Regions from separate parts of the Homo sapiens genome. Here region 2 is linked to region 1. Evidence: read pairs that join two places in POLR2A ChIA-PET (ENCODE). Cell type or tissue: Caco-2. All regions are shown on one strand.

Region 1 (5,000 bases):
GGGCAGAACTGCGGGCAGGGCGTCCTGTCCCTTTAACCAGCTCCGGCCCTCAGGGCCACAGCACAGTCTGTAACTTACTGTATATTTCCCCAGTGTTAAACATTATTGTACTTGTTTATATTTGAAAGAGCCAAAAGGGAAAATGAGAATGCAACTGAATGCTCCTTTTGGGAAAATTATCTTCATTTGCAGCCAGCGGCTGACAAGGCACACGAACCACCAGGTTTATAAAATTCCGTAGTGTACCAGTGACCATCAGCCTGTGCTGACATCGCAGATGCTGCTTTCTTCTCTAATGGCTGATTATGAACTGGTTAAAACAATGTCTTTCCCACCAGGGCTCCGAAAGGGGTTCCCCTTCCTGTTTAGTCGGAGCGATCGGCAGTCACTACACAGGCTGGAACCTGAGAGGCACAAACTCAGGGCGGGGGTATTCTCTGTTGTTGCCTGGCTTGCCTGTTGGTCCTGTCCCTGTTCTTCTTGGAAGGTGAAATTATGGGTAAAGCAGTCCCTTTGCAGCAAGCACCCCCTCTCTAGCTCCACTCTACTGACCTTCAGCTTTTGTCTTTGGAAGGTGGTACGTGATGCGCTGTGAACCCTGGAAGCATTTTCATCCAGCCCACCAATCTGTTGAGAGCATGGTGCTATCAGGGCAACCCGGTGGCTCTTCAGACTTCCCAGTGGTGAGGCTGTGCCTGCCCTTGGCCAGCTCCACTGTGTGAAGAGGGTAAAGAGGGGAACAGCTGCAGTTTTAAATGGGGATAGTCCTCAACTCCTCAGCACAGAGAAGGGAAAAAAGAGTCCAGGGCTGTTTAGAAAAGTTCGGGCATTTTCCTTTGACTAGCTGTGGTAGGGCATGAAAAGTTTGAGGGGTGGCTGCAGTCAACTCATATGCCAGTATGGTGCAGGGCGGAGCTGTGCTTTAAAGCATTAATGTGCACCATCTATTAGCCCCTAGGCATGGAGTATGAGGCACCATCCTTTTGAAGATGCTGATCCTCAGAACCTCCTTGTACTTCATCTACCCCCAGGGGCAAATATACCATGCTGTGGGCCTCTAATGGAGAGCTGCCGACCAGATGTGGAAAAGCTCTCGGCTGTAGTTTAAAAGCTCTGTGTTGCGGCTCGCTTGGATGTTGGGATTCCTGGAACAGCAAGGGCTGGCCGAGTGGTCTTTTGCAGACTAACAGTGACCTCCCACCTGCTTTTCCCACTCTCAGCAGCTGGAGTGCCTTTGTACACACAGCTACTTCCTGAGCTGGCCCCGTGTGACCGCTCCTTTCATACTTGAGCGCCACATTTCATTCTGTTCTTTGGGTTGGATGGGGCTCTCTTCCTCCTCCCAAGAGTCAGTGTCCCAAATTGGCTCAGACCCGGTGGAAATATCCCAGCTGTGTCCCCACTGGAAATGCGGCCTTCATGGGTTTTCATTTGCCTTTTATTCTTCTGTGGGCAAATCCTCTCCACATGGCATAGCCACTGCAGATGGCGCCCTGCCACTTCCTGATGTCCCATGTATGGTGTGGTTTAGAGTGTCGGGAGGATTTCAAGAAGGGAAAAGAAAAACTAGCCAAAGGCGATACAGGCAGCGTGTGATAGGCTAGAATAATAATCATCTGAAAGTTTGGGCCTGGCCTTGTTTTGATCTGTTTTCTTGTTTTATTTTCTTCTTTACATTCTATATCCCATTCATACTAATCACAGTCAGTCCTGATTTTTCTTTTTATTTCTGCATTTGTCATAAAATAAAGCAAATTATTCCCGTCTTCAGAAACGATCTAGACTAATTAGTCGTCTCACCCAATAATTAGTTTTTTGTTTCCCTGTCTGTTTTCGTGCATTATTGTTAGTTTTTTCCCCTCTTTTTTTTTTAACACCATTACAGATTAAAATGAGCCACATTTGCAGTTGATGGTATCTGTTTTCGGGGGAAGAATGGAGAATTGCAGTACCGAGCGACTTCAAAAGCAGCAATAAACTCAAGGATAAATTAAGGAAATTGAATGAGCCACATTTGGAAGCAGTGTTGAGGCTAATATTCTGTCGCTTAAGGTTAAATTGCAACTGAGAGAGGTTCCGGAGAATCTGAAATCGGGGAGGCAACTTACTAGGATGCGAGGCATTCTGTGGCTGTAAAGGTCTTTGCTCAGTGAAGATTCTGTTGCAGCTATGGACACTGACAAAAGGTACTCACCTGCAATGATGTCCTCTTCTCCCCAGGGCTGACAGATGAAGAGATTGATATGGCCTTCCAGCAGTCGGGCACTGCTGCCGATGAGCCTTCGTCCTTGGGCCCAGCCACACAGGTGGTTCCTGTCCAGCCCCCTCACCTCATATCTCAGCCATACAGTAAGTCACCCGCTCAAACTCCTGCTTAACCTTGATTGGGATTCAGGACTCTGGCCAAAGGGCAGTGTTCTGTATCTCCCAGACTTAGCAAACCAGGAGAAACTGGGAGCAGCAGAAAGCTCTTGGGTTTTTCCCAAGGAATGTGACACACCCCAGTCTTCTAGACAAACTTTTTAAAGTATGTGACAAAGGTTTAAGAAGAGACAAGGGATCAGAATAAATGATTTTATTGTTGTTTCAGGTATTTTGGTTACATGCAGAAAACCTGTACAACTATTTATTGATTCTGTTCCCATCTCCTCATACCAGTGCTTTTGAATGTTACTGTTTCACTAAAAACAGCGTGACCATCTGACTCATGGGTGCATTCTTGTTTGCTCACTGCAATAACCTGTCTCCCACTTCTATTTTTTTAAGTTAATATTTGTAAGTTTAGGTCAGCCTCCATTTCCCTCCCTCCCTTGTCCTGGCTATACTTTGTACGTTTATGTAGTAGCGGTCTGTTAGGGAATTTCAGGTTAAAACATGAAGTTCCTTTTTGAATGTTTCTTTTAATTATACGAGATCATGACCCATGAGGGGTCTTTCGTTGTCTTAAATGAAAGCTACTATAGGAATAAAGTTTCTTCAAACAAGTTATAAATGCATACCTCCAAAATGCAGCCAGAAGCCCTCCTTGAAATCACTTATAAAAAGTTTAAAAAGGCTAAAATTGACTACAAAGTTATGGAAAATAGCTCCATTTTGTTTCTTTAATGAAACTCAGCATTGGGCCGGGCACGTTGGCTCACGCCTCTAATCCCTGCACTTTGGGAGGCTGAGGCGGGTGGATCACCTGAGGTCAGGAGTTCGAGACCAGCCCGGCCAACATGATGAAACCCTGTCTCTACTAAAAATACAAAAAATTAGCCAGATGTGGTGGCAGGCGCCTGTAATCCCTGCTACTCAGGAGGCTGAGGAAGGAGAATTGCTTGAACCCGGGAGGTGGAGGTTGCAGTGAGCCGAGATCGTGCCACTGCACTCCAGACTGGGCAACAAGAGCGAAACTCTGCCTCAAAAAAACAAACAGGCAGGGTGCAGTGGCTCACATCTGTAATCCCAACACTTTGAGAGGCCAAGGCAGGCGGATCACTTGAGGTCAGGAGTTCGAGACCAGCCTGGCCAACGTGGTGAAACCGTGTCTCTACTAAAAATACAAAAAATTAGCCGGGCGTGGTGGCACACGCCTGTAATCCCAGCTCCTTAGGGGGCTGAGGCAGGAGAATCACTTAAACCCAGGAGGTGGAAGTTGCAGTGAGCCGAGATCACGCCGCTGCACTCCAGCCTAGGTGACAGAGTGAGACTCTGTCTCAAAAAAAATAAAATAAAATAAAGAAACTCAATACTGGATCTGTGATCTCTCAAAATGCCTTTTCTATAATTGTTATTCTCAGAAGTTTTATTTTTGCAAAAAATGATTTAAAACTGTTAGATATCAGATTTTAAGGCCGGGCGCAGTGGCTCCCGCCTGTAATCCCAGCACTTTGGGAGGCCGAGGCGGGTGGATCATGAGGTCAGGAGTTCGAGACCACCCTGGGCAACAAGAGCAAAACTCCATCTCAAAAAAACAGACAGGCCGGGCGCGGTGGCTCACGCCTGTAATCCCAGCACTTTGGGAGGCCAAGGCGGGCGGATCACTTGAGGTCAGGAGTTGGAGACCAGCCTGGCCAATGTGGCAAAACCCTGTCTCTAATAAAAATACAAAAATTAGCTGGGCATGGTGGCGGGTGCTTGTAATCCCAGCTACTCAGGAGGCTGAGGCAGGAGAATCGCTTGAACCGAGGAGGTGGAGGTTGCAATGAGCTGAGATCATGCCATTGCACTCCAGCTTGGGTGACAAGAGCAAGACTCTGTCTCAAAAAAAAAAAAAAAAAAAAAAGTGTTAGATATCAGATTTTAAAAGGCATATTTTAAAATGACAGATTCGTTTTGATCCCCCAGCACCTGGTCTGAAGCTGCCTTCTTTCCCTCACCTCAGCACTGTTTTCATCCAGCTCAGCTGCAGCTAGGCAGGTGTGATCTTGGCAGTAGAGCCAAAAAGGCCTTCTCTTCTCCGGACTTGCTGAAGGGCCAGCCAGTGGGTTGGAATCTGCTGTCTGTGTTACGGATCTTATTTAGAGATCTCCTCCTTTGGCTGTCCACAGAAGGCTGAATGGGGGAGGCCAGGGAGTGTGTGCTCAAGTGTGTCAATCTGTCAGTGCCTTGCATGGGTGACCCACTGCAGGTTGCAGAGCTTCAGTGGTGAGCCTTGTCCTGTATTTGGGCTACTGGGTTAGCACCTGTGACTTGTCAGCTTGGGGCTCCTTTCTCCTTCCTGGCCAGCATTTTTTCCAATCCATTGTAGTTGCTTTGGGTCCTAAGCTGACTTTATGTGCTTCTTTTTAACCAAAGGCTGAGTCTCCACACTTTTTCTTTAGTTGTGTCCCTGGGCCCAGCCGTGTAATGGGATTTGTTGAGGATAGGCAGCGGCAGCTGGGGTGCAGAATTTTCTAAGATGCACATCTGTTCTGTTCCAGCTGTTTCCTCCAGTGGCTTAATACCGAACAGGTCTCTCGGCTACTTGGAAACTTCTTACTCAGAACAAATTGTTCTGGTTGATCACAGAGTTGGCC
Region 2 (5,000 bases), 300 kb after region 1:
CTTCCCGCAAAATCAATCATCCTGCCACTGTTTGCGGGAAGTGGGGGCCGGCAGGAGGCCTCGCAGGGCCCTGGCTCCCTTGCAGGGTGACAGCTCTTGAGTGCTGCCCCGGCTCACTGGTGATGCTGGGGGCCTGGCAAAGCACTACCGAGAGAATCCCATCCTGACCTCTGGACCCCTTCCCAGCTGGCCAACCAGGCCCAGGGCTGAGAGGGCGGGGTGGTGGGAGTTACCCCGGGGCTACTGCCAAGGGTGCAGCAGACAGGGCCTTGGAGACAGAGGAGCCCCCCAGAGGCCAGGGTGGAAGGAAGTAGCAGGAGGGCGTGTGGAAGTAGCTTGAGCTGTGTTAAGTGTCTCTTCCATCTCTTCCACAGGATGTATGACCTGATTCATTCATTCGTGGGTTCAGGGGGAGGTGACCAAAGACTTCACAGTCCTCCAGGAGCTGGAATGTTATGATGCAGGGGTCTTGACTGGCGGTGGGGGTGGGCCAGGGTGATGAGCAAGGGTCCCAAAGACTTCCTCCCTCAATTGGCCTCGGCTGCCTGGATTCCACCATAGAGAGCCATTGCCTGACCCCAGGGAGGCGGCCCTCCCGCTCTCCTTCTGTCCACATGAACATGCCCCATGGCTGGGGAACAGACCAGGAGCTGCCAGGTCTCTGGTACCCTCTGCTGCCACCATGACTCTTCGTAAAAACAATAATTGAAGCCTCACACTCAAAGAAGGCTTTAGGACATAGAAAATACCCTGTAGGGGGCCGGGCGCGGTGGCTCATACCTGTAATCCCAGCACTTTGGGAGGCTGAGGGGGCGGATCACTTGAGGTCAGGACTTTGAGATGAGACTTGCCAACATGGTGAAACCCTGTCTCTACTAAAAATACAAAAATTAGCCATGCGCGATGGCACACGCCTGTAATCACAGCTACTCAGGAGGCTGAGGTAGGAGAATCCCCTGAATCCGGGAGGCAGAGGTTGCAGTGAACTGAGATCGCATCACTGCACTCCGGTCTGGGTGACAAGAGCAAGACTGTCTCAAAGAGAGAGAGAGAGAAAGGGAGGAAGGGAGGGAGGAAGGAAGAAAGGAAGGAAGGAAGGAAGGGTCCTGTGGGGGGTCAGTGGGGGAGCAGATGTAATGATTTTCACCCCATTTTGCAGATGAGGAAACTGAGTCTTGGAGAAGTCGGGCTGCCTGAATGAATGAGCAAATGGCAACACGTTGGGGCAGTTAGAGCGCAGGGAGGAGGAGGAGGAAGAGGAGGCGCTGGGTGTGTGATGGGGATGTGGGGGTGCTGAAGTTGGGGGCAGGAGAACATCTCCCAGTTGATGTGTTCTCGTGGGAAGAGCACTGCACTGGGAGTCCTGCGGCCTGGTAGAGCCCTGGCTCCTGTACTGACACGTTGAGCAAGCCCTGCCTCTTCCCTGGGCCTCCACCTCCCCCTCTGTAAAATGGAGTTAATAGCCCTGCCCTGCCCCGTGGGGATGTTGCAGGGAGCAAACCAGTGCTACTGGATGGGAAAGGGCTTTGGAAACCGCAGGGAACTGCCAGCGCACCAGAGTCATCTGCCCACGTCTGCCTCCCGGCCTCGCAGTCCTGGGGGAGGCAGCCCAGCTGGATCTCGGGGTCTAGAGCGTGGACCTTTGCCCAACTTTGGAGTTCCAGAGCCTAACCTCTCTGGGCTCCACTGGGCTCAGCAGCCTCCCCTCCAGGCTGTGAGCTCAGGGGACCTGGAGAGGCAGCCCGAGATCCACCCAGAGCCTCCTCCACCTTCCCCAGTACCTGGGACGGGGGTGTGTGTGGCGGGGATGGCAGGCCGGGCTGCCAATGTGAGTATTAGCTGGCATGAAATAATTTGATGGTGGTGATAAAGGCTGGGCTGCCCGGGGCCCCAGAGCCCCACCCAGCTCCCCCCGCCCACAATTCCGCCCCCTGCCAATAACATCGAGGCTGAGCTGTCTGGGTTCCGGCTCACCATTCTCAGGTGATGAAATCCCGGCTCAATCAGGCTGGCTAGCGCTGCAGTTACCAAATCGCTATAATTGAGATTAATTTGGGGGCTGATTGGGTCAGCCCTTGCAGGCACCCATTAATTAGTAGGGGAGGCTCAAAGCCCCAACAGCTGGGCCCTGCACCCAGTGGAGCCTGAGGCCACTGTGGAGGGGGGCACTGAGAGATGCCCAGGTAGGTGTGTGTTCCAGAGGAGGGGGCAAGCTGGACAGAGCCTCACCCACCCCATGCCACTCCCGCCTCCTACCCAGTCCTAAGCTCGCTCCCACGCGCAGGAGGGGAGGGGACAGCAGAGCCTTTGACTCAGGCCCAGAGGCAGCTCTGGGTCTCTAAGGGTTAAAGGGCTCATTACAAGGGTGGGGAGAGGTGGAGAGGGTGCTCAGGGCTCCTTGGACTTCAAACAGCTCTTGCAAAACTTCTAGATGAGTTAAGTGCAAATGAATTTGAAACAGACAATGAAGTTCCCTTTAGAGACACCTGGGCAGAAAAATGAAGGGAAAAGCGCCTTAGGGAGAGCTCGTTTGTGGATTTTTTTTTCCTGAACCCAAAACACACAGGGAAAAACAAACCCACCCGTCTACTCGTCTACTCCGGGTGCCAGAGGCGGGCAGGCACGCCCTGACTCAGTGCTGGGCTGGCAGCAAGTTGGGCACACACGTGAGGCCCGGGCACACGCTGGGGAGTGGGGGGCAGCGGCACAGACGTGTGTGCAGAGCCGGAAGTTCCGGGCACACAAGTGTGGAAGTGGCACTGGTCCTGGAAAGGAGCGGAGCCCCTAGGCATGGGAGGATGAGGCGGCAGGGAGAGGGCATACGTGTGTGGGTAGCTGGAAGGAGGCCAGATGAGGGTGAGGGGGCAGGGCCCATTTGGGGTGAGGGGCAGAGCTCAGGCCCCGCCCCCCAGGGGCCCTGGCACCCTGGTCACGTGAGTGCTCCTGACCCCGGGGTGGGGCCCTCCCAATTGCCAGGTGGGTGAGGTGTCAGAGTGGGGGCCTCTGGGCCTGCCTGTCCCTCCCCACTCACCCGACTTGCTCCGGTTAATTGCCCGGTGCTTTGTTTTTTCCCTGTGAATCTCACAGAGGGACAAAAGCAAGTTCTGAGTCACCAGGAACCGCCTCCCGCTTCTGCCCACGCTGGAGCCTGGTCCCCACCCCACTCCGAGAACCCAAGGACCCCGAGGTGGTGGGGTCTGGCCCAGGTTGACTTGTGGGAGCCCTGGACCCTGCCGGGTCTGTGAGGTGTCCCCACCGCTGACCAGCACCCCTGGGGCCCAGGCATGTGGCTTCCCTGGGGGCCCTGATGGAGCAGCCTCCTCCCTGTGGCGCATTTGCAATTCATGGCTCCAGCCGAGATTGCATTAGGGCCTGGCTGTCACTCGTGATGAATGTCGCTTGTTTTCCAGAAAAAAACAGGCCCTGGATCCAGAGTGACAGGGCTTCAGGAGGCACCGGCCCTCCCTTCCGTGCCTGAGGACCGGGGCATGGCGGGTGTCCCCAGTGGTCTGTCAGCAGCCTCAGAACCTGACTCCTTCGGGGGCTCTTGAGGATCCCAAATAGGAGCTCTCCCCCAATTCCAGCTCCCCAGGCCTGTCTTCCCATCCCTCAGGTTCTCCCAACAGCCCTGTGGGAGGAATGCTGCTAGAGCAGCTCCACTGGACAGATGAGCAAATTGAGGCCTGCAGGAAAAGGGAAGGTAGGCGCAAGTGCGTGGGCTGGAGGGGAACTGGAGAGGGGTCCAGGGATCTAAAAGCTCAGAGAGGTTCCTGAGGGGGAAGTCTGGGAGACAATCTTAGGGGAAGTGGATTGCAGGGGTGGGAGGTGAAGAGACTCCTTGCAGGCTCTGGCTCTCCCTACTACATCCTGTCTGTGGGGCTGGGCGGCTACCCCGGGACCCAGGACTGCCGTCTGCCCACACCTTGCCCAAGCTCTGCACTCTCTCTTCCTGGCAACTCTTTCTGTCCAGAAGACGGGGGTCCCACAGGTCTCAGGCTCTGGGCTGTGCCTTCTGGCAGCCAGTAGCTTCCATGAAGGCAAAGGAAATGCATTCCTTCCCATCCCAACTCTAATCAGGCCCACAACCGGGCTGGGGGGACGGGGATCTGGGGTGCGGGAATTACCTGGAGGTCTCAGCTGGGCTCCCTCCCACCTGTCCCTCCCCCTTCTCAAAGAGCTCGCGTTCCCCAGGACTTTGGGAACACAGAAGCCCAGATAGGCCTCCACTGTGGCTCAAGGGCTCACAGTGGCTCCCACTTTCCCAAATTTTACTCTGTTTCATCTCTGTTCCTGCCCTCACCATCTGGGAACCACAGCCTTGAAGAGTGGCAGACAGAAGAAAAGAATTCTATCCATGAGTGTCTTGTCAGGCCCATTCCCGGGAAAAAGAACTATGTTCACCGTGCCCCTTCACCTCCGAGATTGAAACAATTTAGGCAGGAGATGAAATGGGTCATGTGAATCCTCTTATCACAGGTGAGGAAACTGAGGCCGGGGGTTCAGAGCAAGAGACAGAGGTTCTGTCCTCTGTTGAAAGTAGTGGCTTTTTGTTTTGTTTTGTTTTTTGTTTTTTTGTTGTTGTTTGTTTGTTTTTCTGAGACGGGATCTCACTCTGTCACCCAGGCTGGAGTGCAGTAGCGTGATCTCGGTTCACTGCAACCTCTGCCTCCCAGGTTCAAGCAATCTTCCCGCCTCAGCCTCCCAAATAGCTGGGATTACAAGCGTGAGCCACCACACCTGGCTAATTTTTGCATTTTTAATAGAGACAGGGTTTTGCTATGTTGGCCAGGCTGGTCTCAAACTCCTGGCCTCAAGTGATCCTCCCACCTCAGCCTCCCAAAGTGCTGGGATTACAGGCATGAGCCACCGCCCCCAGCCGAAAATAGTGTTTTGTTCACTGGTGTATCTCTGTGCCTAGAACAGGGTCTGGTATGGAGTAGGCATTTGCTGAATGAGCGAATGAATGAGTAGTGGCCTTAGCAGGACACAGGAAGCTCTGG

What was found. Peaks named below come from ENCODE experiments on the same cell type or tissue, not always from the same donor. Only the 100,000 strongest peaks of a DNase experiment are listed, where the experiment ranks them.
Region 2: POLR2A ChIA-PET joins it to region 1 with 11 read pairs; 3 of 35 experiments call an interaction of 5 or more read pairs at or near these places.

The regions. Positions count from the first base shown.
Region 1 is chr1:10,597,018-10,602,017 of GRCh38, forward strand. PEX14 (peroxisomal biogenesis factor 14) reads left to right here. Exons shown (of 9, transcript NM_004565.3): 4 at 2,221-2,349. Among named protein-coding and RNA genes, the nearest start is that of PEX14, 120 kb to the left of the region's middle. In Caco-2, no CTCF peak of the experiment used is centred here; DNase peaks (open chromatin) are centred at 2,384 and 2,724; H3K4me3 peaks cover 1,136 bases.
Region 2 is chr1:10,898,535-10,903,534 of GRCh38, forward strand. No RefSeq gene overlaps it. Among named protein-coding and RNA genes, the nearest start is that of CIROZ, 81 kb to the right of the region's middle. In Caco-2, no CTCF peak of the experiment used is centred here; DNase peaks (open chromatin) are centred at 2,347, 2,714 and 2,987; H3K4me3 peaks cover 172 bases.